Regions from separate parts of the Mus musculus genome. Here all the other regions are linked to region 1. A link is a loop called in an ENCODE intact Hi-C map of the cell type or tissue named here. Cell type or tissue: heart. All regions are shown on one strand. Links, peaks and the distances in the headings refer to the core of each region. The heading gives the core; the rest is flanking DNA. Region 1 has its middle 25 kb from the start of Gm30013. Region 2 has its middle 31 kb from the start of 2310043L19Rik. Region 3 has its middle 14 kb from the start of Gm29856. Region 4 has its middle 6.1 kb from the start of 2310043L19Rik.

Evidence for each region. Peaks named below come from ENCODE experiments on the same cell type or tissue, not always from the same donor. Only the 100,000 strongest peaks of a DNase experiment are listed, where the experiment ranks them.
Region 2: it touches region 1 in a loop (2.1-fold over the local background); 3 of 42 quality-filtered maps call a loop at or near these places.
Region 3: a loop joins it to region 1, with 2.3 times the contacts of the local background. A loop is called at or near these places in 4 of 42 quality-filtered maps.
Region 4: it touches region 1 in a loop (8-fold over the local background); 3 of 42 quality-filtered maps call a loop at or near these places.

Annotation. Positions count from the first base shown.
Region 1 is chr1:177,527,363-177,534,854 of GRCm38, reverse strand. It overlaps the pseudogene Gm7064. Among named protein-coding and RNA genes, the nearest start is that of Gm30013, 25 kb to the left of the region's middle. In heart, for the core only: no CTCF peak of the experiment used is centred there; DNase peaks (open chromatin) are centred at 1,974 and 2,824.
Region 2 is chr1:177,607,950-177,615,441 of GRCm38, reverse strand. No RefSeq gene overlaps it. Among named protein-coding and RNA genes, the nearest start is that of 2310043L19Rik, 31 kb to the left of the region's middle. In heart, for the core only: no CTCF peak of the experiment used is centred there; no DNase peak of the experiment used is centred there.
Region 3 is chr1:177,466,419-177,473,910 of GRCm38, reverse strand. No RefSeq gene overlaps it. Among named protein-coding and RNA genes, the nearest start is that of Gm29856, 14 kb to the right of the region's middle. In heart, for the core only: no CTCF peak of the experiment used is centred there; a DNase peak (open chromatin) is centred at 3,550.
Region 4 is chr1:177,633,088-177,640,579 of GRCm38, reverse strand. No RefSeq gene overlaps it. Among named protein-coding and RNA genes, the nearest start is that of 2310043L19Rik, 6.1 kb to the left of the region's middle. In heart, for the core only: no CTCF peak of the experiment used is centred there; a DNase peak (open chromatin) is centred at 3,329; H3K27ac peaks cover 399 bases.

The DNA.
Region 1 (7,492 bases), core at 829-5,828:
TGTCCCTCATATCTAGTATAATCTTCTTTTGTACTCTTGCATATTTCCATAGTGAGACTGTGTTTCACACAGTTTTTTTTTTTAATATTCAGCAATGGACATTTAGATTCATGCAAAAATGTTTTTTGGATGAGGTGTTGGTTGAATAAAGACTGGTTGACTAGGTGGTTGGGTAGGTGGATGGACAGATGGGGGAGATGACTGATGGTGGATGCATGGTTGGATGAGCAGGTGAGTAGATAGGTCAGTGAATGGATGAGCACCAACTCTTAATATTAACCAAATTCTTTTTCAAAATAAGCTTGGATTTACACAAGTCTACTCTTCCTGCCTTCCTTTTAGGATATCTTTAACTAATTAGATATCCTAAATTAACTTGTAAAAGTTATGAATTGTTCAGAAGTGTTTTCATTTACAAGCAATTCAGGAGCCTGTGCAACAGGGATATGAGACCCTGGCCCAGAGCTCTCTTGCATCCCACACAGTGTGTGCCCTGTCACACACTGCAGGTCTCTCTAAGAGAACCACCGAAGTCCACTTCTCAGTTTGTTGTTTTCCTAACAGCGGCAGAACACTCTCCAAAGAGCTGCTTTAAGAAAAAATAAATCTGAGGAGCAGCAGGGAGGGGAAGAAGAAGAAGCCCAGAAAGGAGAACCCAGCTGCCTGCCACAGCATGGCCAGAAGCCTGTGTCCCCTGCCTCATTGCTTGTGGGATACTAGGCCAAAGTCTCACATTAATCTCAGGAACTCTGTTTGAAATCCTTATGAAAGTGTGGACAAGTTGTGTATGTGCCAGGATGTGGGGAGGGGCAAGCAAGAGAGCAAGTACCTTGTAGTATTTGAAGCTGAAAACCAACAACAGTCATTTTCATAGCAACTGTACTCTGGTACACAACTTACCATTTCTAACTATAGGCCATTCGTAAGATATGAAATTGGGTCACTTGTTAATTTTAAAGCCTTTATAATATTTTTAATTCAAATGTTTCTAAAACATACTTTTCCTGATTTCTGGGTTATTTGTTTGGTTTCTGTTGTTTTTGTTTTTAACTGAAGGACTGGGAGTATAGCTCAAGGGAGATTACATGTGTCTTAGTTAGGGTCTCTAGTGTTGTGATTAAACACCATGACCAGAATTAACTTGGGGAGGCAAGGGTTTGTTTCATCTTACCTTCCAAATCACATCCCATCCTTGAAGAACGTCAAGGCAAGAACTCAAGGCAGAAACCTGTAGACACAAACTGAGTCAGAGGCCATGGAAGAGTGCTCTTACTGGCTTGCTTCTGGTGGCTTGTTAAGTTTGTTTTCTCATGCACCTCAGGATTTCTTGCTTAGGGGCAGAGCCACTCACATGGATCTGGGTCTTCCCATATCAATCATTAATCAAGAAAATACCTCCCACAGGCGTGTCTACAGCCCAATCTTAAGGAGGCATTTTCTTGACTGAGGCTCCATTCTCTCTGATAACTGTAGATTATGTCAAGTTGATAAAATCTATATCCAGTTCAACATGCTAAGCCTTTATGAGGCCTTGGGTTCTCTCCAAATCTGTAAAAGAATCCTTGCACCTGTGTAACACCTACTACTTTTCTCTTCTTCCCTTTCCTTCTCTCCCTCCTCCTTTTCCCCTTCCTCCTCCTCCCCTTCCTCATCCTCTTCCCCCTCCTTCTTTTCTCCCTCTTCTCTTTCTCTTTTTCTAATCTCAAGCTTTCAAAGAGATGTGTGCATTTTGTTGCAGTTGTCTTCTTTGATTTTGAACCATCATAAAGTATGAGCAAAGGAAAGGTGATCAACAGATTTGGGAAGAGGAAAAACATCATTAAAGTTGCTTTTTGGGGGAGCTCACATGCACAGAATAGGAATTGTGTCATTCGCCTGGGAAAGAGAGTAGCAGAGAGACAGATGTTTCTCTCATTATTTTTGTTCCCAGTCACCCTTTCTGTTGCACATGTCACCACATAAGAGGCCAACCAGCACAGAGCAGGACAGCAGTATGTCACCTGTTCTTGTGGCTTCCCCAGCACAGGAAGCAGAACTTGAGTTGCTTGAGTCTTAGAGACATAGATTTAGTGTACATATATTGCACAATCATTTGTTCCCAACCTCATGAAGCAGCACTGGACTATTCCCTGCCCACCTAGCCACCTTGGTGGGTGGACATTTGGTAAGAGACTGAAAACCAGACGCCCCCCAAAATGGGTGTTTTTCTCCTTCTAGTTTACCTTAATACATATGCAATAAAGTTATGTGTTTTCACTGCATATAAGCACCTTTGGACCTGGTAAGAAGTTTCCAAAGTTTCTCTCTGTCTCTGTCTCTCTCTCTCGCTTTCTCTCTCTCTTTCTCTCTCTCTCTGTATGTGTGTGTGTGTTATGCAGGCATTGTATTGTACGACATACATATGTCTGCATGTTTGTCATGATATGCATATGCATACGTATATTCATGAAGGGCAAAGGTCAACACTGAGTGTCTTCCTTCATTATTCTTCACCTTAGTTTTTTAGGGAGGCTCTCTCACTGGCCCTAGAGCTCACTAGTTAAGTTAGGCCTCCTGGCCAATGATCTCTGTGAATCCACCTGTCTCCAAGCATTCCAGCTCTGAGGTGATAGACCCTGAGCACTGTGCCCAGCTTTAAGTGGGTGCTAGGGACCTGAACTCAGTCCTTGTGCATTCAACATTTTCCCAATTGAGCCCTCTCTTCAGCCATCTAGCTCTCTTGTTCAGAGAATGTATCTTTCATGGGTTAACTCAGAGTCGCCCTTGCAAACACACAGAGCTCCCGGAAGTTCAGGAAATGCTGCATTCTTGTCTGTGTTGGGCAGGATTTCCTGCAAAGGGTCAAGAAAACATACTTTCCCAATGGTCTTTGTTTAAATTACAGAAAGTCCTTGTCTCCAATTGGAGAAGCTGTTAGTCACTGCCATGGCAACAAAGGAAGATGGGCAGACCACTCCTTGGCACTGTTCACAAACCCTTCTCAACTAAAGCAAAGGAGAGACCTATGTGTTTCTGAATCTTCCCCATGGCTTGCCACACTGCCCCAGTTTACCTCATTGGTAAAACAGGACAACTGGAACCCGAAGACATGAGAAGACATGAACTGACATGCTGGAGGTCTAGTCTGGTCATGAGTGTTCCTGCTCAAGACATCCTCACCATCTGTCTCCTTGTGAATGATGGAAAGGAGTACCTGCATCCATCAAAAGCATCGGGCAGAGTCAAAAATTACCCCTTAAATCTCAGAGTGACAGTCTCAATGTCTTGCACGTCATAAATTCCTAAATGGGTTAGTAAGGGAAAGCTATCAGGTGGATAACTGGTCTAGAATGTGGGATGCCTGCTTCAGTGTCTAACACTAATCTGGCAACAATGAAAGTAACAACTGGAGCAATGAGCAGAGGATCTTGGATGTGACTCCAAAGATCTGTAGAGCCCAAGTTCTGTCCTCAACAACTAGAAGTGGCTGGGCTCCTGGCTGCAGGTGTCTGTGAATGTATGATTGTTAGGCCTTCCTGTAGGCCTTTTAAGGAGCTTGTCCTGTGGTGACATCATAGGATTTGTTTGTGGCTATTTGGAGGTGGAAGTCCACAGTAAATACCCAGGGCCATTTTCCCAGTCAATGTTTTCCAGAACGGCCCCATTAGGAAGCTGCTTTTCAAAGCTTTCTTTCCCTGTGTCCTCAGAACAACCCATTTGCTGTGTAGCTGAGTGCAGAGTGAAGGTCAATGCCAACCAAAATACCAGGGATGAAGAAGGCTTCTAACAAGGCTAAAAGCAAAGGTAAGTGATATGGAAAAATATACTCAGAAAAGTGGATTGCCACTGGCCTGACTTTTACAAAGAGTTAATAGTAGTCATCTCTTGAAAAAAAGAAAGCAAAAAAGGTGCAGCCAGTCATAGGCATAAGAATCTTTGAATTGTGGTATGGTAGCTCAGAATTTTCTAGGCCAGGGAGGAAGGGAAACTTCTTCCCATATGGTCACTGATAGGACCCTTTGATCAAATCAATAGGATCTCCCATCACTCAATGAAGTCACCAGAAAGAAGCTATGTGGGTTGGTTACCTTGAAGGGAAACAGGATATCAACTCTAGTCTGGAGTAACTACATTAATATAATTAATATGGGGGCTTATGTTTTCATCCATGCACTGTTTCAGAAATTCTGGTTACTTTAGATATTAATAAATTGACACAGGAAAATTTCATGTGTGCGCATACACACAGACACACAGACACACACACACACACACACACACATCTTCGGAATAACTAGACTAGAAAATGGGCTCTTCATTTCAGTCAAGTTCATTGTAAGGTCTTAAAGCCACATCCTTCTGGCCTCAGGTCAACTGAATGACCCAGGCACATCAAGTGGAGTGTATTTGGTCCTAGACACTGTTTCTGAGTCCATTCTCTTCTGCCAGGAAGTTAACTAGGGAATTCAGCTTTCAGTTTGGGTTTCTGAAGACACACAAAACTTATAAAAGACGACTACCCACTTTATAAATGCCTAACGATAACAGCAATGTGATTCACTTTACATAAATGTGAGACAGTTAAAGCTATGCAGCCAAAAGGCAGGATGGTAGTGACCATTCTTGGAAGGTGAGAGCTAGTGTTCTAAGAGACTTAGCTTATTGATCTGGGTACTGGTTACAACAGAATATTCAGTTGCAATCATGCTATTTTGTGCACACTGTTTGTTTACAAGTTACAGACCAATAACATTTAAGCTGATAAGTAATGCAGAACTAAGGTCAGAGGTACCCCCACATCAGGACATAGCCTGCTTTATGAAGTGAAGTTTATGCCGGGTTGAGATTGATGGGAGCCCCGTGAATCAGTGGTGCCCACTCATTCCTGAAACCTAGAACAATTCTTGGCACATACCAGGCTCTCAATAAACAGTTGTCAAGAAAGTGAATGGATTGATGAGTTAAATATGCACATTTTCCAAACAAAGGATTCAATAACACAGTTGTGTGGATCAGACAGCCGGGTGATGCTTCCATCTTACCGTGTCCTGAACTTACCTCTCGGGAGCCATGTTATATTAAGTCAGCCTGTGCTGTGATGAATTTGTCCAGGGCTTTTAAAGTCTCAAGATGTGTATATGCAGATATGTCTGTGGGCATGTCTTAGATCTCAAACATCCTCAAAGGCTATGTGTTAGATGTTCAGTCACCAGGCTAGTGGGAGGTAGCAGGCCTTTAAGAGCTGTGACCTAATGAGAAGAGGTTAGTTAGCCCATTGGAGCTAGCCCCCAATGGAATTGTGCAGATCCATGTGCTCATTGGTTTCCTTTACAGCCATAGTAAACTAAGTAGTTTTGCTTCACCACCCACTCTTGACATGAGGTTCTGTATCACCAGGCACCAAAGTAACAGAGCTAACTGACCATGGACTGAGACCTCCAAAACCAAGATAATATAAATCTTTCCTTTTTTAAATTGATGACCTCAGGTAGTCACAGTGGCAGGGAAGTTAGCTGATGCATCTACACACCTGCCAGTACCCATGGTCTCTCAGATTGGATCTGTTTTTGTTTGGTGGATTCCATAAAGACTATAAAGAAATGAGGCAGAGACCCAATTATTTCTTCAAACAGTTACAACCTCAGTTTGTTCAAGTGTGAACTGTTCAAGGGCATCTCCCATCTTTACAAGGACCTAACACAGAGGTTAGCATGTGGTTGATGATCAGTGAATGTTGGATGAATGAATGAGTTCAAGACAGTCATTGTGTGGCTTACTCTACCAAAGAAATCTTGCTGCATTTACTTTGTGTTTTTTGGACACTGCAGTAAAGTTCTAATCTGCTTTTTCAGGGTTAAGGACACAGAGGAAGAACACCGCCCGACAGGTTGAGTCTGCACTTCCAAAGGCTTATGCTTTTGACAGGGTCATCGTAAGTCTAGGCCTGGTCTTTATGGGTCAAGAGAACAGGTCTTGTTATATTAGTTCATGTGAAATGATGGTCTATGGAAAATGTCTTATAAGGATTGAGTGGCACACCCACGTACACACTTAAAAGTGACTTTTGATCACTTAGAAGCAGGTGATACTTGCCTACTTCCCAGACCTGTCTTCAGCCTGCTATTTTCACTCCGACCTCCACCATCAGGCTGATCCACATCTTACAAAGCATCTAGCCCCAGGGTCTCTAGCACTTCTAAGCGTGTGCAGGGTGAGCTCATCAGCTTCTGGAGGAACATGAGCATGGGTCTGGACAGCAGCCAGGTCAAGGGCCAGTGTTGGGGGGTGATCATGGTGAACCAGAGGCTGCTGTGCGCCTTGGAACTAGAGGTGAACTCCAATATCTAGGCCATGCACATTCAGAAGAAGATCAAAACCCTCAACAGGAGGTTCACCTCCTTCACCCTCAAGGTGTGCTTCTTTCAGAAGCAGAACCAGGTACTAGAAAGCAAGTTGGGGCCTCCTGCAGTGCATAAAGTGGTGTGAGCTTGAAGTAATATAAATAACAAATGTAAAAGCTACATCCCTAGTCTGAGGTGGCAGTTGGGCTCCTTGGGCCAGAGGAAGCTGTAGATGGAGGTGGAGCTTGGCAACATGCCGGCCTGGTAGAAAACTCCAAGAAGAAGCAGAAAGATGCCATCAACCAGACAGGAATGGAGAATGAATTTGTTCCCTCGTGAAAGATGAGGATGATGCTTACACAAACAAAATGGAGCTGGAAGCTGACCTGGAAACACAAATGAGGTCAACTTCCTCGGGCAGATCCATGAAGGCGAGATCCGTGTGCGGTGAGATCTGTGTGCTGCAGTCTTAGACCTTGGAGATCCATGTGTTCTTGGACACGGCCATGGTTCTGCTCACAGGCAACAACTGCTACCTGAACATGGATGGCATCGTGGTCAAAGTCCATGACTTTGTCCTGTTTGAGATCCTAAGTCCCTGGGCTGAGGTGGAGAGCACTATTGGGTCAAATATGAGTATTGTTGGCTGGGAAGAATAGTGTAGAGTTCTCCAAGATGAAGCATAAGCCACTTATAGACAGAGATCAAGGCCCCCAAAGATCATGTCTAAAGGTTTCCATTACTGACACTAAACAGTGTGTGGGGATCTGGTCTTTAAGGATGACAAGGCAATCTGACCGAGCTAGAGGCTACCCTGCAACAGGCCAAGCATGTCATTGCCCAGAAGCTATCTGAATCCTGCAATCATCAAGCTGGTTGCAGATGGTGAGACCACCACCCACGGAGAGCTGCTGGAGGTCAAGAGAACTGATAGAGTCTCGGAAGGAGAACCTGGAATTCCACATGGGGCCTCAGGAGCCCTGGCTTCAGTGATGGTGTGAGTTCCTTCCAATCTGGCTTTAGTTCTGCTGAAAGCTCAGTCACACCACGGCCACAGTTATAAAGAAGACCAAGAATAACATCAACTTTCCAATCTCTGATAGCCTCTCCAATCCTTTGATAGCCTGTGGTATATAAGGAATTCCAGATTAGCTTGGGCTAGTGAGACCCTG
Region 2 (7,492 bases), core at 996-5,995, 80 kb before region 1:
CACTTATCGACCTGGCTCGGGTTTTCCATAAGTGCCCTGTGGAGACTCTCTGAGACTATTGTTCTAGGTTCTGTGAGAAGCTTTAGGTTAATGAAGCTCATGGCAATTCCTCTAAATGGTTATGGGGCTGGAGCATGGGCGTGCTGATTCTGAGGAGAGCTGGGTACACACCGCCTCATGTGGATCTCAGCTCTCCGACAGTTGGGAGACCCTGGCGACTCAGCCACTTAGAAGTTTTTGTTCCTTTCTGGAAATGAAGACACTGATGGTGTTAAATCTAGAGTCCTTGGGAGAGTTCACAGTGAGGGAGTTTAAGTCCTTGGGAGAGTTCACAGTGAGGGAGTTTAGCCATCGTTCTTACTGTTTCAGACACAGCTACCACAGGAAGCACATCCTGCAGCACAGGGGACATGGTAGATGGAGGAAGTCGATGGCAGAAGTGCTTCTTGTCTCACTCACTGGCAAAGCAGGGCCATGGCTAGACTCTCTCTGGTTTAAATGAAGTACGTCATAGAGAGGAGAAGCGGCAATATGGAACCAAGAGTCACAGTTTTCCAAGGGAGAGAAGCTTGGGGAAGGAGCTGCTTCCGGCATTTAGAAGTGAGAATGTTTGCATCATCATTGGGAGGTCTGTTTGAAGTACTTTGGCTAATTAGGTGATGGTTAAATCATGCAGCTCCCATCTGCTGAGCCTTCTTCTATGTAGAATGCATCTGCCTGAAAAGTTCTAGGTATATGCCTTTGTAAAGGAACTCTTGCAGTCTGCACGCTGCAAGCCCCTGTGCCGTGGATGGTAAATTACTTTATGAAGCTAATACTAATCACAAGCACTGAGCTAGTTTGATTACTTAGCATGTGCTTTGTGAAGTGATTTCATTTAAACCTTGCGACACTGACACTACCATTTCCTCTCAACCCCTGGAGAAACTGAAGTCTAGCAAGCTATGTACAACTCTATGGCAGGGCCCAGACCTCCCTGTCATTTCTCTGTGTGTCTGTGTGGATTTTTGCCAACGGCTATTATTAGAACATAATGCACCTGCAAGAGCAATGAGTTACCATTGATTTCTAAACACTTGTGGCTACTCAAGACTCAAGAGGGACCGAAACAGAGCTAAGCTGATCTCAGGCACCCTGAGATAGTGGGCTGAGTCTTTGAGATGCTAGACGGAGGGGTGAGGCAGGAGAGGGAGGAGGAAGAGTGACCTGGAGATATATTTGTGACAGAAGACTGACAGAGAGCTCATGGGCAGGTCCATTTATAACAATCTAGAAGGTTCTAGCTTTCTTGACAACACTGGGCCCATTATAAACCGACTCCAGCTGACCAGTCTATTTGGTTCTTCTATACTTTTCTCCTTTTAAGACAGACTTTATTTTTCCAAAACATACTATTTTCTCCCTATCTCTATTTTCCCACATGTTTATCTTTTACCTGAACTGGCTTACTTCATAGCCCAAGGTGGTAAATGCAATAAAGCTACCGCTCATTTTGTGTTTATCCCTTTGACAAACACTTACCATGGGCTATTCCCAAATTCCTATGACAATTTTGCAAGGTAGAGATTCTTTGCATTTTGCAGCTAGAGAAAGAGCAGCCCACCCAGTCTAATCAAAGAAACCAAGTTTACATGATTAGCTCTAGGGCTAGGATGTAGGTCTGAATGATTTTAAAGGCTGCCACTTTTTCCTATTCCTAGGCCTGCTGGGATTTCTAGTCATCATTTAAGACAACTAATGTCTTCTCTTCAAGAAAGCTTTCATGAAATTCTCAGGAGGTGCATACTCAGCAGTTCCTTCAGAGGACATGAATGTAGTCAAAACAAGTACATATGAAAGGTATACACCATTCAGCTTTTGCAATGTAACCTAATAATGACAGGGGGAGGTGTATCTTCTTACACACATGCAATAACATGTCTCCTCCCTTTCTTCCACCTTCTGAGCTAACTTTCTCCATAGCTCATCATGTAATATGCTGCTAATAAGTTATTGTTGAATTAATGAATAAATTAACCAATGCTAAGGAGCTTGTCTGCAAAGCTGTGAACTTCCTCCTCTTTGCCAGATTATTGATTCTGCCTCTAAGTATATGAAGCATATGGTTGGCCATGCAGACCTCCATCCTTGGAACCCAATGCTTCCCAAGCCAGTGCGATAGAAATGATTGGAAACTGAACCAGGCTTCTGGCCTCTCTCTTTGTGGCCCCAACAACTGCAACATCAGGACTAACAGCAAAAGCAACAGTAGCAACTGTACCAAACCTAAGGACTGGGTGAGATCCTGGTCCAAACCCATCATAGAGCATGCACAAGTCCCTCACATCAAGATTATTCCACATAGATATGTGTTAAGTGCTTCTTCAATGGCTGTTGTGGCTTGTGTTGTCTCCCAGTGTTTGCTTAGGCAAATGTCCAAGCCGTTTATGTTTTAACATGAGAAAAATCACTTAACCTCATAGAGCTTCTCCCACCTTCCTTGTCAATCATCCCTCAGCATTTGTCCGTCTCTGACCTACCTTCTTCCAGTTTCCAGCCACATTTCTTCCTTCAAAGCATGATGTGACTTTCATCTCCGCAGTCTGAGCTGATTGCAAATGAGCGGAGCCAGCCTCTCTGTTTGAAAGAGTTAACATCCCTTCCCCAGCAACTGAGCAAAGCGAAGTTGTCATCCAACAGAGAGTGACACATCTGTACAATGAGGGCTGTAACAATGGGCACTCTGAGTCCAAAGGAGGAGGCATTTGCTCTAATGCCTTGGCCACAGTGTGAGTGGCAATAGGTCATTTAACTTCAACTCTCAGAGTTGGTTTTCAAGGAAATAGACTTCACACTGTGCACGTTCCTTCTTACCTTAATGTCATTCACCTTGCGTTGGACCGGTTGCCCCAGTGTCATTCTGTCTTTTATTTATCTCAGGCAGAAGTGTCCAGGTTCAAGAGATAAAGGTTTCCTTGCTCCTCCCTGCCTCTTCATACACCCCAGGACACAGACACAACTGTAAGTATGTGCTGTGTTGTGCATCTGAAGTAGGGAGAGACATCAGACAAGAAAGGACAGCTAGCCAAGCAGATCAGGGCTCAGGAAGGCAGGCGGCTACTGTTGGGACATTGGTTTCACCTGAAAGTGGTCCCTGTTACTCATGGCTCTCTCATCCCAGAGGCCTTCCTGGCCTGGGAGCATTGGGAGATTACATTTTTTTTTCAAGCTAAAGACATTATGCAAATGTTTAGGGAGGGGCCATTAACTGATTAACGGATGAGTATGAATTGCCTTGTCTGATTAGGTGATTAATACCTATTGTAAACTAGCAGAGCCCAAAAAGAATAGAGTCTGATGGAAGGGGACTAAATATTTTGCCCATACTGTTACCAGCATTTTAGGTAGGTGTGTTTTATCTCATTTCAATGTGACATACAACAAAATTATCTCATCACAGGGAAGGAAGAGATGGAGGGCAGAGAAGAGTAGTCTTCAGGAAACCTAGCTGTGCTTTCTACTCCCCCACACAGGCTTTGGTAGCATTCTCTATAGAAATGGCTATTTTCCCATTTTGATGAAGAATCAGGATTGGAAGAGCCATCAATCTGTCCAAGGCCCAGAATCAGGAGTGGGACAGACTCATCACTTTCCTGCAGGGCCAGCCTTCCTCATCGGGTGTGAAAAAGTTAACCAGAAAGCATGGCTGGATTTTGAGACTTGGGATTGATTGTGAAGATGATGGTTAAAAAGAAACTATGGAACTGGTGGTAGTGTTGGTCTCAATCACTGAGTCCTGGGATCCCTGCTGAACCCTTCGCATTTATTATTTTATTTAATGTTTACCAAAAAATGCCTGTGAAATAGGTGTTATGAACATTCTTTTACAAATGAGAAAACCGAGGCTCAGAGACAAGTGTTTGCATCAGAGTTTGTGTCTTTCTTTTTCTGATGATGAAGCAATACACTGTAGCTGGAAGAGAACTCAAGTATAGATGAAAACCCCCATCTTAGCTTTTCTATTACTGTAACACAACACCTGAGATAATCAAGTTAAATAGAGAAAAGGTTTCATTGGTTCATGGATTCAGAGGTTTCAATTCCTGGTCAGTAGGGCCATGCAAAATACTATTTCTGGGTAGGAACTATATGGTAGAACAAGTTGTATCATTGTTACTAAGAAACAAAGAGTTGGAGGGGACAGGGTACCAATGCCCTCACTAAGGGCATGTTTGGGGGATACTTTGTCTCGAAATTGTAGCAGCACTCAGCAGCAGCATGATGTTCCAGCACCTGGAAGCTCTAAACTCTAGTACATGGAGATAGCACCTGCTCTCCATCAGGGTTATGATATAGAGAAATCCTTGGTAATTTATCACTAAAAGGAAGTGCAGCATTAAATTATGTATAAAACAATCATACACTAGCTAGAAAAATACTAAGACTGTTTTCTCTGAGTTACCTTTGTTAGGAGTTAGGAGTCACATTGATGCCTGTTAAGATGAGGGCAAAAAAATTCAGGTCTGTTATAGGAAGAGACTGAATATTCAGCAGACACAAGACCTTTGGGTACTCAGAGTTGGGGACCCACAGAGAGAAATGCAGAGTAAAGCTAGGGTGCTGAAATGGAGCTTCCAAATTGCTGAGACCAAGTTCCAGGGGTCTCACCTGAGACAGGTGAATGGAGCACAGAAATGTTCAATGGAGTGACTGTAACCGCCTACGTGACAGTGGAAGTTAGCCACACACACAGAGAAGCAGGGTAACATCTGTTCTTCCCTATCCTGGCATTTGGAATCCCCTTCCCTGAAGGTGAGGTTCAAGGATGCTAAGACTGCTTCCAGACATCCCAAAGCCTTGGTGTAAGTGGATCCCTCCCAGAAGATTCCACACATCTCCAGCCTTCTTCCCAGCATCTTGACACACTGTCTTGGGGAGAATGTTTTCAAATCAATCCAGCACATGAACAAACCTATGTGAAACCTAAGCAATTTGTTGCTCAACTTTACAGCAAGGTTTACCTCTCAACCATCGAGTATGCACATCTTAGGATCTGAGGTTGGAAGGGAAGGATCTATCTGGGACAGGGGAAATGTCTTGCTGTGTAGGCCCAGATGGCTGAGAGATCAGGCAGCCCCACATGGACACGGAGAAGTGAAAAGTGACCATAGGCTACCAGGTGTATTCTCTCTCTCTCTCTCTCTCTCTCTCTCACACACACACACACACAGAGGATAAACAGAGGATACACAGAGAGAGAGGGAGGGAGGGAGGGAGGGAGAGGGAGAGGGAGAGGGAGAGGGAGAGGGAGAGAGAGAGAGAGAGGAAGGATAATCTTTTTATTAGCTTCCAATTCCCAAGGTTCTTTATTTTCATTTTTACTTATTTACTTTACATTTCAATCACTGCCCCCCCTCCCCCCGCCCTGTCACCCTTCCACAATCCTTTCCTCTCCCCCAGCCCCTGGGCATCCCACCCCACATCCTGGCACATCAAGTCTCCTCAGGGCTAGGTGCAATCTCTTCCACTGAGGCCAGACAAGGCAGCCCAGCTAAAACATCTCCCACATACAGGCAACAGCTTTTGGGAATCTCCCCATGGTGGGGTGGTTCAGGATCAGGTGTGGGGAGGGACAGGAGGGAATCCTGAGATTCTTGAAGGTAGAAACACACTTTAACTCCACGTGAGCCGAGTATTCATTGCATATGCAGTTCTTGATCAACACCACCACGGCTGGTGAGAAGGACTTTTCAGAAAACGTCCACCCCTAACCAGCTCCCACATCTGTCTTCCGTGGCTCCTCTGAGTTCTCAGCCTGTCGTCCATGTATCTGATATCAGAGCTTTCTTCTTATTTTCCTGTTCAGCCTCTGACTTTTTGCATATCTATGAATTTTATTTTATTGCATATGTTTTTGCAATCCTCTTGTGTAATGAGGCCACGTGAGGTGCTCACAGCAGCGGGAACAGCACAAGCAACTTTCCTGGCTGTATTTCAAGTCCTCTCTAAAGAGCATGTGCAACAGTGTATCCAATCACTTCCTGCCCAGTGGCTGTGAATGGTCTCTTCCCAGTTCCCATCTTTGTAACATGATGTCAAAATAAGGGATGGTCTAGATGACAGTGTGGTAGTAACTTGCCCTTGAAGGTCCCTGTATCCAGGACATATTTTCTACACTTAATACCTTTGGAAATTTCTGCTCAAGTCCTCTGACAATGAATTGAACTTGAATTCTGCAAATGCATTTGAGCTTTGACATTCTCAGTATTTGTAAATTAAAGTTGAAAAAAGATTGCCCCTCCCAAGAGAGGGACACATCAATTCAGTGGAAAACTGGGGCACAGACACATTAGGAGACCTGGACCCAGAATCCCTGGAGCAGAAAACAGGTAAATCAGAGCCCAGTTTGTGCCCAGTGTTGGCCATGCTGCCCTGTCACTGGGGTTGGGAGGCAGCTGAAGCCAGGTGGGCGAGGAGCAGAGCGGCTGTGCGCTCTCTGAGGTAGCCAGATGGCAGGGAGCAGCCTGCTGGGCATGGTAATGGCCAACCGAGGCATGGACACTTTTTGCTGGAATTTGCTTTCTGTTATCAGGGCGCCAGGTGACATGGGTCATCTTCCGCTTCAAGCCAAGTTACAGGACAACAGGAGAAATTACCACCTGGCCGAGACACCTCGGTGAACAGCTCGCACGCGGCTTAGCCGCGAGTTCGTCCTCCCGGAACAAAACTCGGGCTTGTCTGATTCTAAAGGGCTCCTACTGTCCAGACCTGGGCAGGCCTTCAAGGGCTGAACCTGAAGCCTGAGCTTTGCAGCTGACCCCGAGGGCTCTCTTGCTTGCTCTGCAGACTCCATCCCAGCCCACTCGGCTCTCTGCCCACTCCCCACCCACCCATTGTCTTGTGTGCAGCTTACTTACGCAGAAGGCTGGTAGTGATGGATTTTGCAGGCACTGAACAAAGAGACTTTATCAAGAAGTCATTTTATTTTGGAAAAAAAAAGAAAAGAGAAAGTAGGATGTTGTGTTGGAGGGAGGCAATAATAACCTCACCGCAAGCACTGGCAAGCTGTTCCATACAGTGCCCTCTGTGGCTGTAAGATCTGCCATTCGGCTAAATGGCCCTCTTCAAGATTAAAGACACCTCCCCCCCCCACTCCCACCCCCACCCCCATCCCTAACCACCACTTCTCCAGGGCCCTGTACCTTCTAGGCAAATGGCAGTTGCTACACAGCAAAAATCACAAAACTGAAGAGGACCCGTCTGGTAAGGTATGCTTCCTCCTTCTCCTTAGGGACAGAAGGCCCAGTGTAAGTGGCAGGTGTTTCTGATGGGATTCTCCACCCACACATTTTATTAACACATATTAACACTTGTATATATCTGGGGGCAAACCACTGCAGAATTAAAAAATGAGCAGGTCCCTGGCAGGGCAACTTGGAATCTCATTTGTATTGAACTCCAAGTTGGAGGCAACAAAGTTTCAACAATGAAGGGTGAGAGATTTGACTCTGGG
Region 3 (7,492 bases), core at 952-5,951, 61 kb after region 1:
AAAGAAAAAAGAAAAAGATCTACTGGTTGACCACAGACACATTGGAGATCCTACAGAAACTGGCTGAATAGGCCTAGATCTTAAAATAAATCAAACTTACAGAATGTAAACTCAAAAAACTTGCATTTACTCTAAACAATTAAGTCCTGGGGTCCTTTTCTTATGCAGCAGAAGCTAACTAGCACAAGCTTCCAGCCAAGACTGGGGCCAATAAGCTTTTTCTGTAAAAGGCCAGATAGTAACTATTTTGGCTCTGTAAAGCCACAAGGCCTTTGTTGAAACTATTCAACTCTGCTGCTTTTGCCAAGGGGCCATAGACAACATGGAGAAAACGAGTCATGGCTGACTTTGGCTAGAAAGTTGTTGTTTGTTGATCCCTGTTCTAACACTGCAAACAGTCAATAATCACACAAGAGTGTGTACCAGCAAATGGCCATTGCACATGAGCAGCTGAATCTTACATTCTATTAGAAAGAGTCATTAGGGAGCCCACCACAGACTGGTCCACTGGAACCTCCAGGAGATGGTTAAGGCCATAGGAAGAACAAGAAGCTGGGTCATATGTCTCCCAACTCCACTCAGAACAGAGCTCTCCTTGCTGCATCAACTCTACAGCATTTGGGCCTGACCCCAATCTACTCCTGCCACCACAGAATGTTCTGGAACAGAGGACAGCAGCTTACAAAAGAGGCTAACCTGGGGGGGGGGGCGGCGCAGAAAGGGAGGGATGGTGGCATCCTCTCATATAGAAGCCTTCCCTACGGGGAAAGGTGTGGGTAGGAATAAGATGGGTTTTTACAAGTGAGAGGACCTACCACTGAAGGGTAGGTGGAGGCCACCTAGCAAGGAAGCTGTGCAGAAGAACATTAGCATCTAGAGCTGGGTGCAACTGATGACTGTGAAATTCCTCCTACAGGCTCAAGTGCTAAAGCCTTGGCCCTATTAAATGGCACTATATCATGAGGTGCTAGGAAATTGGGGAGGGTCAGTTGGAGGAGATAGGTTACTTAGGCATGCCCTAGGGCCTTCCCGTGGCTCATTTCTCTCTAACTCTTTATCTCTCTGGTTCCTGAACACCATGAAATGAGCAGGTCTGCTCTGTGATGCGATCTCTTACCACTGTCTAGAAACTGAGCTCTCTGATGCTGTAACTCAAAATAAATCCTTCACAAATCAACAGTCGTATGAAAATCCATATCTAATGCCAGTTGCTCCTGGGAGAATATATCCAAGACTGCTTTAACAAATTGCTACAAACTTGGGGGCTTACACAATAGACATCTATTGTTCTTCCATAGTCACAGAGGGAAGACGTCTGAAATGAACATGTGACCAGGGCTGTGCCTTCCCTAAACACTCTGGACAGGACCTTCCTTGCCTCTGTCTAGTTTCTGGTGGCTTCTGGCCACTGCTGGTATTCCTTGTCCAGTAGCACCCAACTAGCTTCTGCCTTCATCACCACATCCTCCCAAAGTCCATCTTCTTACAGGCATTGGACTAAGATCTTCCCTAGCATGCTGTGACCCCATAGCTGGGTTATATTTGCAAAGCTCCCATTTCCAAACAAGTTAGTACTGTTAGGTAGCAAGAGTTAAGACTCAAATCAGTCGTTTTAGGAATGCAGCCCAGAGCACAGAGAGAATGAGGAGGCACAGCTACAGGAAGATTGCACATAGGTACTGTGGTGTCACATGCACCCCAAGGGCTCACCCATTAACACATATTAAGAAGAAAAGTGTCATTGTCATAAGAGAAAGATGTAAAATACGCCTGTGGGATCTAGAAGTACAGATAACATGACTCATTAAGAGATGAAATGATAGATAGGTAGATAGATAGATAGACAGACAGACAGATGATATGTAGATAAATAGATGATAGAAAGATAGGTAGATGATATATGGATAGATAAATACATAGATGATAGTTAGGTCGATCAGGGGTAACAGGGATAGAGATGAAGATGGGCAAGGATAGACCTGAGGACCTGGAGACAGTATGGATCCAGCCCCATCAAGATGCTGAACTGTGAAAAGAAAGAGGTAGACAGAGGAATAACTTAATGGGATTGAGGGTATTTTTTGTTTGGTTGGTTTTGTTTGCTTCATTTAAGTAAGACTGACTGCACCAGGAGAAAGGACACCATTTCGTTTCGAGGGAGGTACTGAATATTGAGGCTATGAGCCTAGAGCTAGGGGCTGTGACACAATGTTCGATGGATTACCAGGATCTGGCATCTCTGGCAGATGAAAGAGGGAGGAGCCTGTGAGCAGGGGTCCTGGAATCCTTTCCTTAGTGTTTTATGACCCATTGCTACATGAGCGATCCCATATGCTGTCATTACAACAATCCTCTTTGCAACAACCATCCACCCATCTCCCCCGCAGAGGGTGGTGTAACTACATCTTCCTAGAACTGTCCTTTTGTGTTTCTTCGGCCAAAACTTATCAATAAATGCTTTCTGTGGACCCTGTCTCCTCAGGACTGAGAGGAGGAAGCATCAGCTCGCGGGGCTGGGTAATTCAAGCCATATTCTGCTGATGGTGACTGCACCTCCTTAGGTAGGCTGGACAGGATAATTATCATCATACTACACATAGAAAAGCAACCTAGGCATCATTGAGGAGAGCATTCAAGAGAGCATTACTGAGTAGAGGAAGTTTTAAGAGGTGGGGCCTGGTTGGAGATAGGGTTTGAAAAGACCTCTTTCCTCCTCCTGTGGTGACAGAACGGGCTTACTTCCCTAAAGGTAATGAGCTCAGCTGATAATAGACAAAAGCCTCAAAACCCAGGAGCTCAAGGAAACCACCGCCCCCTTTTAAGGAACCTCTGGTGTGTTGTTATCAGCAGAAAGCTGACCAATATACCCAGGATCTGAAGAATAGGCAGATACATATGGTACAGATCATTTTGATCACACTGGTGACTAGAGCTAATGATCACTTATTGATCATTGAGGAGCAATGACATGTCAGGGAAGCTGAGTTGGGGCAGGGATGCAGAGTCTATAAAAAAAAAACACAGGGGTGGGGGAATGGAACGGAGTGAGTTCTAGAAGGGAATGAAGAGGAATGGATCCAAAATGGTGATAATAGTAACAATAACCTACAATCTCAATGTGCAACATATGGTTTACAAAGCATTTTTACACTATTGGTTTGCATTTAGTCCTTATAATAGCCCTTGGAGAAGCAAGCAGAGAGGTACATTGTCCCCCTCCCTCCCCGGAGATTATGACTGTGAAGTGAGTGCTCTCCAAGCAGCAACGTATTCCAAAAGAATGCGGTGAGAACTCCGCCGCTGTTACCTGCCACCGTCGTCAGACATATATATCCTCCTGGATTGCCGTGGACAGCTCTTCTAGTTTGGGTGCCTGGTGACTCATCATAGCTAGCTCAGGCAGAAATCCTCTGGTCACTTGTCTTAAGGTTTCCCACCGCCCCAGCTGATCTCTGCTTCCCCAGCCAGATGTGCATCCTTCCTGCCTTTCTGTTGGCTGCCACCAGTGAAGGACTAAGAATGAACAGCCCCCACTGGAAAACTCAGTTAGGTGGAGTCCCAAGCCGTCTCCCAAGGATGGACTTCCTTCTTTACAAAATGACTCATCCACCCACCCGTTCCTTCAGCAAACCAGGGAATGCTCAGTGTTTACAAGACTCCAGGCTAGTAACCTCCAGACCCCACATGATCAGGACACACCTCTGCACTTGAAAGTGGAACAAAGTCACGCACAAGAAAGAGGTCAGGGCTGTGCAGGCCATGAAATGCAGAAAGGAAGACACACACAGAAAGGGGGAGTCCCTTTCCAACTTCTGTCCCTGCAACAAGAACCCTGGGGTAAGCAGCTTCTGTGAGAGAAGGGGGTTTGTTGTTGTTTGTTTGTGTTTGTTTGTTGTAGCTCACAGTTTTGGAATCTCCACTCTATGGTCCAATTGTCCCCAGGGTCTGTGGTGGGGCAGCACACCAAAAAGGGAATGCTGGGTACAGCAAGTAACTGTGAAACAGTTTGAGAACCAGGAAAGGAGCTAGGGTCCCATGATCCCCTTCAAGGTCACATCCACACCGTCCTAACTTCTTCCTACTAAGTCTCACTCATAAAGATTTCATGGAATCCAGTATAGACATGGGCTGCTTTTCTGTACATGAGCCCTCCCTGTCTCTTCCTGGTGCTATGATAAACTGTCCTGAGGAAAGATGGCCATATTCAGGCTCACAGTTCAAGGGAATACATTCCAATATGGTGGACAAAGGATGGCAGCAGGAGCAGAAAGCTGCCTGGCTGTCTTTCCTAGGCAGTCGGGAAGCAGAAAGAGGACAGGAAATGGGGCTGGATTATAAAATCAGAAGCAGGAGAAAGCCACAAGTTCTAGGCCAACCAGGGCTACATAGCAACATCCCGTCTCAGGTAGATAGATAGATAGATAGATAGATAGATAGATAGATAGATAGACAGACAGACAAAATAAATGGAGGGAAATGAGAGAGAAAGAGAGGGGAAGGGGAGTGGGAAGGAAAAACAGAGAGGAAGAAAAACAAAGGTTGCACAAGGTATAGATGAGATGACATATAGCCAGTGCACCGTTAGTGACCACCAATGCTATTTCACTTACACAAATGTAGCAGGCTCCTTCGGAGAGTAATTGGAAAGCCCAGAATCTAAGAATTGTAAAGGGAAAATCACCTGCCACCCCTAACGATGACCAAGTGTTGGTAACTGTGGCTGGTGACAGCCAGCAGGGGTTTCTAAGCAGGCAGCTGCAGTGCCAGCTTTGGAGATAGGCGGGGCTCAGCCCATCAACTGGTTTTGACCTTGGGCACACTACTTCACCCTTGGACTCTTGATTCTTCTGTATCACAGTTTGTGGGAGACACCAGCTTCCTGCGGTTGATGTGAGAATGTGAGCGTCACTATCAAATGCCCAATTCACAATAGGTCGCAGTGGTCTCAATGGGAACGAGAACAGACACGTGTGTTACAGGCAGTGAACGCCATGGCATTTAGGAATGACCATACAGAGGGAGCACGGGAGGCTGGCAAGGGCAGCAGAATGTCTCTCCAGGCCAAGCCTGGGAAAGCACTGACCTCCACACTCTATGGTTCCTATCTTCCACCTCTCTCCCTTCCCTCCAGGTCGGGATGCTGGCAGGAAGCAGCCTGTGGGTGGTGTGGAAGGTGTGGAAGCTGTGACAGTAATACCAACAGTAGCTGTAGTAATAGCTGGCACCTTCCTGGAGGATCGCTGTGTGCCAGGCATGGAGCCAAGCCCCTTCTCACCTCCCCCTCAATTCCAAGAAAGGGGGATGGAGGGATGGAAGGGTTCTGCTTCAGAAGCTAGGCCTGTGAGCGGCCTCCCGGAGATTGGGGGACTACATGGATGATGTCTGAGCCCCACCACCAGACCTTCCTAAACCCACCTCCCTGAGACCTCTGTTAAGTTTGTGCTTCCGAGAACAACCAAGTCAGTGGGAAATACACAGAGCGTGATACACATACCAGAAAGACTCCAGCATGGAAGAGGCTGACTCTTTCTCAGATTGGAACCTGCCCCATGAACCTCAAATCTACATTGCCATAGAAAGCAAGCAACCCCCCCCCCACACACACACACCCCAGCTCACAATGTGTTGAACATCAATTAAATGTAAACTGAGTCCTAAACACAAAAAGGAGATGCAGTAAGGCTGAGTTTGCTGGCCAGGATTTGTCTAGATGGGAGCCTAGCTTCTGTTAGAAGGCACGGACAAGCTTTGGGTACTCCAGAGCATATGCATAGTCAGAATAATTGATGGTAGTTTTCTCCATCAAACACAGGATGGTCTCAGTGGCCTCAGTGGATCCCTGATCCATGGACGATGTGGGGCATAGCCATCTCGTTTACCACTCTGAGTAGCACCAAGAGGCAGGAAGCACATTAGGAAACAAAACAAAACAACAACAAAAACCAAAACCAAATCTCAAATCCATACTACAACCCAGTTGTGTGACTGTAGATCAGTCACTTCTCATCCCTTATCTGAGCCTGAAATTTGACTAAGTTGAAACCCCGATTTGTGGCTTTCAAAGGTGACCCTCTTTAGTCATTCAAATCTGAATTTCTGGGTCATCAAATCGAGGCAAAAGAAACTGGTACCAGGCTTCTTCTAGATTCAGCATCAGTCACCACTCATACTATGGGTTAGGGTATTTGTGAGGCTCTGGGGGAAAGTCAGGCCGTTAAGAACTGTACAGTAGGGGCATGAACCCAGTGTAGGGGGAGGAGGGATCTGTTGCCAAGGGGGAGTGGGCTGCAAAGCAGAGTGAGCAAGACACACCAAGAGGAAAGGACAGTTCAGCTTGGGTTTTCTCGAGCCAGGCGATGCCAGCTTTCTCAGAACGTTTGCTGGGTAAGTGATGTAAGAGAGAGAGAGAGCTACCACCACAGAGATCAGCTAAGCAAGCACTCGAGGTTCAGGCCCTCGGCCCACCCACCTCATAGCTCATTGCCTTTACAGCAGCTATGCTGGTCCTCAGGCACCAGGAAAAGACGTCGACTGAATGTTCCAGGTCAGTGGAGAGGGTCCCTCTAAGGACAGATCCCTGGGGACAGAAGCCGCAGGTGGAGTGGCAAAGAGAAGTAAAAGCTGACAGGCACAGCTGAGCCCAGGGGAAGTACCAGCCGGAAAGGGGTGAGGCCAAGCAAGAGGAAGAGCTGGCACATCTGGATACTCACGAGGTGCCAAACCCTAGACCCATACACACCCTGCTCATATTATCTTTAATTCTTTCAAGAGATCTGTGAAGTCTGTATTGCTAGATCTACTTTAGAACAGAAAACCACAGCTCAGGCACTGGGAAACATCATGAACAACAAGAATCTGGGAAATGGAAGGAAGGTCTGGGATTTGAACCCAGATTCTGCCAATATTCTTCCCACCTCCCTGGGCTGTCTCCTGGGGAAGGACAGTATGGAGACTCAGGTCAGAATGGTGTATGATTCTAGTGCTTCCACCCTGCCAGCCACCCGACTGCCCCACTACTCCAAGTACATTGACTGACTGGATCTATAATCCAAACACTTCTGTGCACCCCTTGCTCTGGTGAGAACTTAGCCAGTCCCCTACCTTCTGTCCCAGCATTGATCTCCAGCACTGTAGATGTGCCATTGCTACCTATCTGCTTCCACAAGAGAACGAGGACTTCTTCTGGAATGTACATGGAAACGACTCCCCTTGCTCCAGAGACCCTATAAGAGCTGACCTCATCCAGCACCCAGAACACACTCAGTCTTCAGCCCTCTGTCAGGGGTTAGACGGTGACTTACTAAAAGATAGATCTTCATTAGCACCCAGACCCTGTGAGTGCTTCCTTACTTAGAAAAGGGGTCTTTGCAGATACAACAAACTCTAGGATACTGTCACAGCCTTGAGTCCAATGGTCAGTTGTCCTCAGAAGAAGCAAAAGGAGAGACAGCATTGGTTAGGAACAATGAAGGTTAAACTGCAGCCACAGGAA
Region 4 (7,492 bases), core at 1,309-6,308, 110 kb before region 1:
TGCTGGGGGTGGGAGGAAAGGGTGGGGAGAGAAAGGGAGGGATGGGTGCCTGGGCTTTGAAATTCTTTCTCTTCAATGGATCCTCTTCCAACCTGCCTGAGTACGGCAACTGGACCCCGCATGTGACAGGAGCTACAGATGGATCACGTTTCCTACACGCAGCTGTAATATCTGGCACACAGGTGTTCGACTGTTTGCCAGCTGCTCTGCAGCAGCCTGCTTCTCGCCTTGTGTGTGTGTGTGGGGGGGGTACTGGGGGAAGCCCCACACTTGTTGCTGGAAAAAGGGACAACGGGGTGGCTGGAAAGTTCAGCTCCCCCAAGTACTCAGAGTTTGAATTAGTATGTGGGTCTCCAACTGGGTCTGGAACCTGACTCTAAGGTTCTGGAGCCTCTGCCCACAGACTTACTCAGGATAGGCTACAGATAGGGGGTGGGGATGGGACAGGATGGGGTATCTTCAAGTGTAGCAGGCAGGCCCGAGGCCCCAGGACCTGGCAGGGAAGCAGTGGGCCTGGGGAGATGAGGCTACTGGGCTCTTAAGTCTCATCTCCCCCTTTTGAACAATTGGAGATTCGCTGCCACGTTTCTTACTTGGTCTAGGCCTCAGTTTTCTGAATGTTGGATGTGTATAACCCGATCCTCCACCTCCTTATAAGGACTCTGTGAGGCAGCATATAAAATGTTTAGGGAAGCCCTGTCCCTTACTCCAGATCTTCACAGCTGGAGAAAGTAGAACAGGGTCAGGGGCCTGTCAGGCTCCTGGAACAGGGCCCCTGGTGCCTATTGTTCAAGCTTGGCTGACCAGTTCTGAACTTCAGGCTCAGATATCACAGAGCCTCCCAACCTGGATGACTGGTTCCTGGGCTCCATACCCACACCCCTCCTGGCATTCAGGAGCAACATTACAGGAGAAAGAAAACGGAGGGACCTAGAGTGACAACTTGTCCCTGAACAAGCCAGAGTTGACCACATGTCCTCAACAAGCCAACTGAAAGAGCCAGATTAGTGGTGAAAAGCAGAGAAAGGAGGTTTATACAGTGTGGCCACAATGGGAAGGATGACACAGAGATCCAGCAACCCTCTACAAAGTCCATCCCAGGATCCTGACATGAGGGTAAAGTTTACATAGAAGGCAAGAAATATGGATAACTAAGCAGTCCGCCAAGGTGTGGCTCTGCCCCTCTGTCACCCCAGCTCTTAAGTCTCCTGCGAGGTCCACGGAACAGTTGCACATCTTTCTCCCAGACACTAGCTCCTCGCCTGGCTTCCCTTGGACTTCAGCCTTTTATTTTCATAGAGGAGATTCCTGGCGGCTAGGGGGATACTCTGCTTTCTTGGGGTCCATTGTTGCAAAGTCTGAGAGCACAAGTGAGGCCTGCTGCATTGCCTCCCTAGTCAGTTGCTCTCACCCTTTGACACTCCAGTTTCTCTTCTTTGCACTTAGAGGTTTGAGTCTCTTTGTGGCTGTAAGCATTTGCTGGTACTCAGAGGTCGTCCTGCCCCTCTGGACACTCTGGAAACCCTGGGTTGCCTGGCTGTCTTCCTGCCCATGGGGATAGTAGGCAAGGAGGCACTCTTCCGCTCAGTTGCCCTCCCTCCTTTGCTCCTTCAGCAGATAACTTATCCAGGCCTTCCGGTGAGCCCGGGACGGGAACATTCATGTCCTAAAAATGAACATATGGTTACCTGTCCCCTGTCTCTGGTGGGAGATGGCAGAAGAGGCTGCCGGAGAAGGACTTCCTGGGGTCTCCTGGAGGGAGGGGCCACACCAGGCTTTGTGGTCTGGGCTGCTCACTTTTTGGTTGCTGTTCTGGCCTTGCTAAGGGACCGTTGCTAACACCGATGAATGAGTTTCTCTTCTAGTTACTTTCCTGTTGCTGTGATAAAACATTGACCAAAAGCAACTAGAGGAGAAAAGGGTTCGTTTAGCGTATGATTCCAGGTCATAATTCATCACTGAGGGAAGTCAGAGTAGGAGTCGAAGGTGAGAACTAGGGGGCAAGAGGCATGCATGAATGCGTCCAGCTGGCTTGCGTTCTGTTTCGTTCACAGGCTCATCTGTGGCTAACATTTTTGTATTGCCAGGACCATGAGCTGGAAATGCTTATGCCCACAGTGGGCTGGGCTCTTCTGCATCAGTTAGGACAATCCCTCATAGACACGTCCACAGACGAATCTGGTAAAGACAACCACTCAGTTGAAATATTGTGTGTGTGTGTGTGTGTGTGTGTGTGTGTGACTCTACATTGTATGAAGTTGAGTTTATGGTAGGGCAGCATCCTCCACTCTACAAATTTGTGAATATTTAATGAAAACATCACAATCTCATCTATTTCAAAGAGATTCTTTCCTCTCTAGTTAGACTGGTCAAGAGAGGCACTCTGTGGTCTGCCCCTGCCTGGGCTTTGTTTATACTTGCCTGACAAATGCTCAGCGAGATGTTTTCCCTCGAGGCTTCCTTTCCAGTCAAAACCCTCCCAGCTATCCCTCTGCCACTTTTTTTTTTTAAGATTTATTTATTTATTTATTATATGCAAGTACACTGTAGCTGTCTTCAGACACTCCAGAAGAGGGGTCAAATCCTGTTACGGATGGTTGTGAGCCACCATGTGGCTGCTGGGATTTGAACTCTGGACCTTCGGAAGAACAGTCGGGTGCTCCAACCCACTGAGCCATCTCACCAGCCCCCCCTCTGCCACTTTTGCCAGCATTCAATTTACTTTCTTTTCTGGGCCTCGCAGGAGAATGGAAGCAAGTTCAGCACCTGCCAGATACTGTGCTAAATCCCTTATACTCAATGAGTCAGCGAAGTGGGCACTCTCGCTCTACCCAGTTCACAGATAGGACAACTGAGGAACAGAGTGACATTACAACTTTCTCAATGTCACACAGTCGTAAGTGGCAGGTACGGTATCCCGGCTAGATTCCTGAGTCTTTGCCAGTCACTAAGCTATGTTGGGGATGACTTAACAGCCAGAGCTGGAGGGCCCTGCCCTTGCTTCCTAGGTGACTACATGCCCTTGGGGGACTAATGACATCCTTCATGGATTCATTCAGTGAGCAGACACTGGGAGCCTACTGAGTACCAGTGTCTGTTCCTGTAAACAGAGAACAGCTCAGCCGGTAATGAACCGCTCCACCACACAACACCTCCGAAGATGGCAGAGAGGCAAACGCTAAATGGACGTGCAGCACCCAACTTGACTGGCTGGTTAATTATACTTCTATTAGGCGCTATGAAGGAAAATGTATTGTGTTGGAAGGGAAACTGGTTTGGAGCAATTAAGGAGGGATTTCCTGAGGAAAAGGCTGCTTTGTTACCTTTGCTCCAGTGAGGATAGTATCCTGGCACTCGGTGGGGACTGGGGAGCACCCAGACGAGAAGGGTGGATTTCAATGGATCAAGGAACTCAAGTTCTCATGCTCAGCTTGGAACAGAGGAACCAGTGTGGGGAGCTTCAGGGAGGAACCCCAGTCGGGATAGAACTGATGCCAGCAAACACTGCTGTCTGTGGGCCTGTATTTTTCCTGATGCTTGAGGGACAGTCTCGGCGATCCGCACAGGCCAGTCCACAGGGATGGAAAGTCACTTGTTGAGAACGTGACTGGAGTGCTTGATTTCTGTGAAGACCCGGCAGCCATCCCCGCCTCTTACCCTTCCTTTGATCCTGCTCTGAGACAGTCTCCTTGTTTCCTGTTACATGTTTGCCTCTCTCTTAAAAACCAGACAGAGCAGCTCCTGCAAGCTCTGGACTTCACCCAGGGAGAGTCTCCCTGTGGGCATTGGCTGCAGCTTGGGCTGGTACGGTGGAGTCCACCAGAGACAGAGCGCCAACACGGGAGAGACAGGCGCAGGCCTGCAAAGGTTGGTTTCTGGTGGGGTGGAGTAAGGTCACCTCGCGTCTCCTCCTCGTCATTCTGACACAGCTGCCCAGATCTCTTCTGTGCACATTCTAGAACTTCCCTCAGGATTGTTCTGGACAAGCCAGACACCACGTGTCCATGTTTTATCTTCAAGATATGTGTTAGGCAGAGGACTCTAATGAGCTGCTGAGTTACCTTCCTGAGCAGGAGGTGTTTGGGGCACTTGGAGCCATGTAAAGGAAACAAAGAGATGTCCATGCAACCAGAGGGGAAGCATTCCTCCAAGTGTGTCCTCACTCAGATGGATGCACAGCTGAGCCTCACATGTGTCGGCAGCTAATTTCTGCTCCAGACTACTCTGCCACTCCCGTGGGGACTTGGGGAAACAAAACTCATATAGGATTCCAGGCTCCCAGTTTTTGATATTCTGACTCCTGAGCAGCCCAACCTCCCAATGAATTATAATTTGGCCCATGGGAAAGAAAGCAGAAGGTCAGGTTGGGCGGTGGACTAGAAGATGGATGAGTGTTGGTCACTTTCACCACCAACCTGATGTATCTCCTAGGAGACAAGTCTCTGGGTACTTCTGTGAGAGTATATAATAAACTGGGAGTCTGGGTCTCTTGTGGGAAGGAGTGAGTTTAACCAAGGAGGGAAGATTCATTCTGAAAGCGGTAGCACCACTCCCTGGGCTACCTGGTCACTGGCCAAGAACTTGCACTGCTTCGGACTGCCGTTTCTCTTGGGACTGGTCCTTTCTGCTTGAGGGTGACCTGGTGACTCTGCACATGAGGATGCTGAGGTGGCACCTCATTAAATCTTGAGACATGAAGCACGGATTCAAAGGACTTCTCAATACTTTTTCCACTAACCTTTTATGCCTGAGAAATTTTTACATGACCTTGAGCATATGAGTATATAAAATACATGAACAAAGTATTTACTGATAAATCATATAGAATGTAGTTTTTAAATAACATTTTAAAAGTAAAAGCAAATTTTCATGCTAATGAGGTGAATGCATGTGTTTATTTTCGTGTAAAGAATTAAGTTGTGGCTAAATATTTGATGCTACAGGCAGTAGGGCATCTTCAGCATCTTCCAGAGTTGACTGATATTCTTGTATCACAAAATATCAGCGCTATGTTTAGGACCATTTCAGAAATTTCTAGAAAGTCTTCCCTAATCCCAAACCAAAATTTATGTTTTATGAACTCAAGTCAGAATCTCAGATAGCAAGTTTTAAAATAAAACATTCTAATATGTTACAACCCAGAAGTAGTCTACTGGGATACTTGCTGAGGGATGGTGTTGGGAAATATTAAAAGTCTTTGTTTTCTGTAATTAAAACATCATGTTCCTATAAGAGCAAAAACTTCATATGAGCAGAGAAATCACTGCGGTTCATAACCTACAATAGTCTTAAATCTGAGCCAAGGTGTTTCATTTGGTATGTGTAGGTGTTGCATATATAGTGTAAAATATGTGTTGTGTGTTCAAAACCAAGCCTTAGTGAAGTTGTGGCATTCATACAACATGTGTGAATGCTGCACAGATTTATTATGTTTGGTTTCGGATTCATGTTTGGTTGTTGCATGTCCAGAAACCCTTTACTGCTGCCATTTTTTGCATGCCCCCATTCAGTTACATATTACATAGTAGGGTCATAACACACAGTCTAAAAACTTGGGGTCTGGGCTAGGGAGATGGCTCAATCAAAAAGTGTGAGAGCCTGCACTCATCCTCCAGAACACACATGAGAGCTGGCTGCATGGTGTGACTCTGTAATCATAACCCTGGGGAGACATGAGCTGAAGGATTCCTCAAGGCTTGCTGGCTAGACAGTTGGTTTATCTTAATTGGTGAGAGACCCTGTCTCAAAAAGTGATGAAGACATTTAGCATCAACCTACAGCCTCTATGTGCACATAAAACCACATGTAGTGCATCTACCTACACACATGTGAGTGTATGTGCCTATGTACACACACACACACACACACACACACACACACAGAGAAGCTGGGGTCTAACACACATGCCCTGTATACTATCAAATCACGCCAGGTTTTAAACGGCTGTGTCATGTGTGGTATCTAAGCCTTAAGGATCTAGAAGTTTACAAGGAAAATTGCTTTTAGAGTTGGGACTCATTTTTCCTTTGCTAGCTGTATCTGGGCAATGGAGCCTGTGGTCTGACAGCTAGGAAGAGCTCTATAGCTTTTCTTGTTGACGCCTCCTTCTTTAAAAGGATTGTGTGTGCTCATGCATGAGTGGCTGCATACATATTTGAATAAGGTCATGCCCGTGGCAGCTGAAGATCTCCATCAGCAAACAGCAGCATCATACTTTGGAGCTGACTCATACGGCTTCTGTCCCCTGGCACTTTCCAGCTTCTGGAGAGATCTCCACTAGGATCTGATTTTCTTTTTTCAAATCACTAAATCCCCTTCAATATCAAGACTTAGAACTGGAAAACTGGCTTATTGCTTGTAAAGAATGGAGTGGACCACTCTTACAGGCTCCATGTGAGAAAAGGTGTCGAAGGCTTTTCAGGAACTGAAACAGACTTTTCATGCAAGGGGCTGTGCACCTCAGGTCCTGTGCTATGTGTTGGGTTCCCTAGCGATGCCCACCATCCCTTTCCTTGAGAAAGTCATGAGCAGCTTCGCTCCGTTGAAATACAGGTAGAACGATTCGTAATAGACCCCCAGGGACAGACAGATCAGCCCTGTTAGTATCAGCTCTCTAGAAGTTCTCAGAGGTAGTATGAATCTTGAGCCCAAGTCTCTTGTTTTTTATTTTTAACTTATTATGTACAGTTGCTTTAGGGTCACAGCAATATCAAGTGGGAGGGACACAGCCACACACATATGTAACCTTCCCCACTACAGGGTACACCTCTTAGAGTTGAGTCTCTATCAACCCTTCTTTCTACCTGGAGTCCTTAAGGCCATTTTGACATGTGTTCTAGGCCCACTCTTCAGGGGTAAAAGGAACCAGCCCTCGCCAACTCCCAAGTACTGGAGACAGGAGTTACAAAAGGAAGCAGATTCATAGACAAGTGCTAATGTGGCATTAGGCTAGTGACGAGCTTTGTTAGGAGAGACAGTCTCATGACCCTAGGCCTTGAAGTGGGAGAGCATTAGAAGAGGTGGCATCGTACCACAGATGGTGTTGTGGGCTCTTGGAAGGAGGGAGAAAGGACTTCCATTTTGTGAGATAAAGAGAGTTCTTGACTCACAGGTTTCAGGGTGGGGGAAAACTTGCCCCGTACCATGTGACCTGCCTGTAGCAGAAGGCTCTGATGAAAAACAATAAAGTACCCTTCAAGGTTGTCTCGAGCTTCCTTGTAGCTACTGGGGAGAAGGCAACTGAAGAGCTGCAGCAGGTTTGATCAATTCTGTCGCAGCGAGGGCTGTGTGTGTGTGTGTGTGTGTGTGTGTGTGTGTGTGTGTGTGCGCGCGCGCGCATGTGTATGTGTATGTGTGAGAGGGAGATAGGAGGCGTGATTTCTAAGAGAGGACGGCAACCGGTGGATCCATAACCAAGCAGAGACCGTCATCATGTTTTTTTTGCATTCACATGCTTCTTTCCAGGAAGGTCATAGTTCAAAGCTCTTTCTGA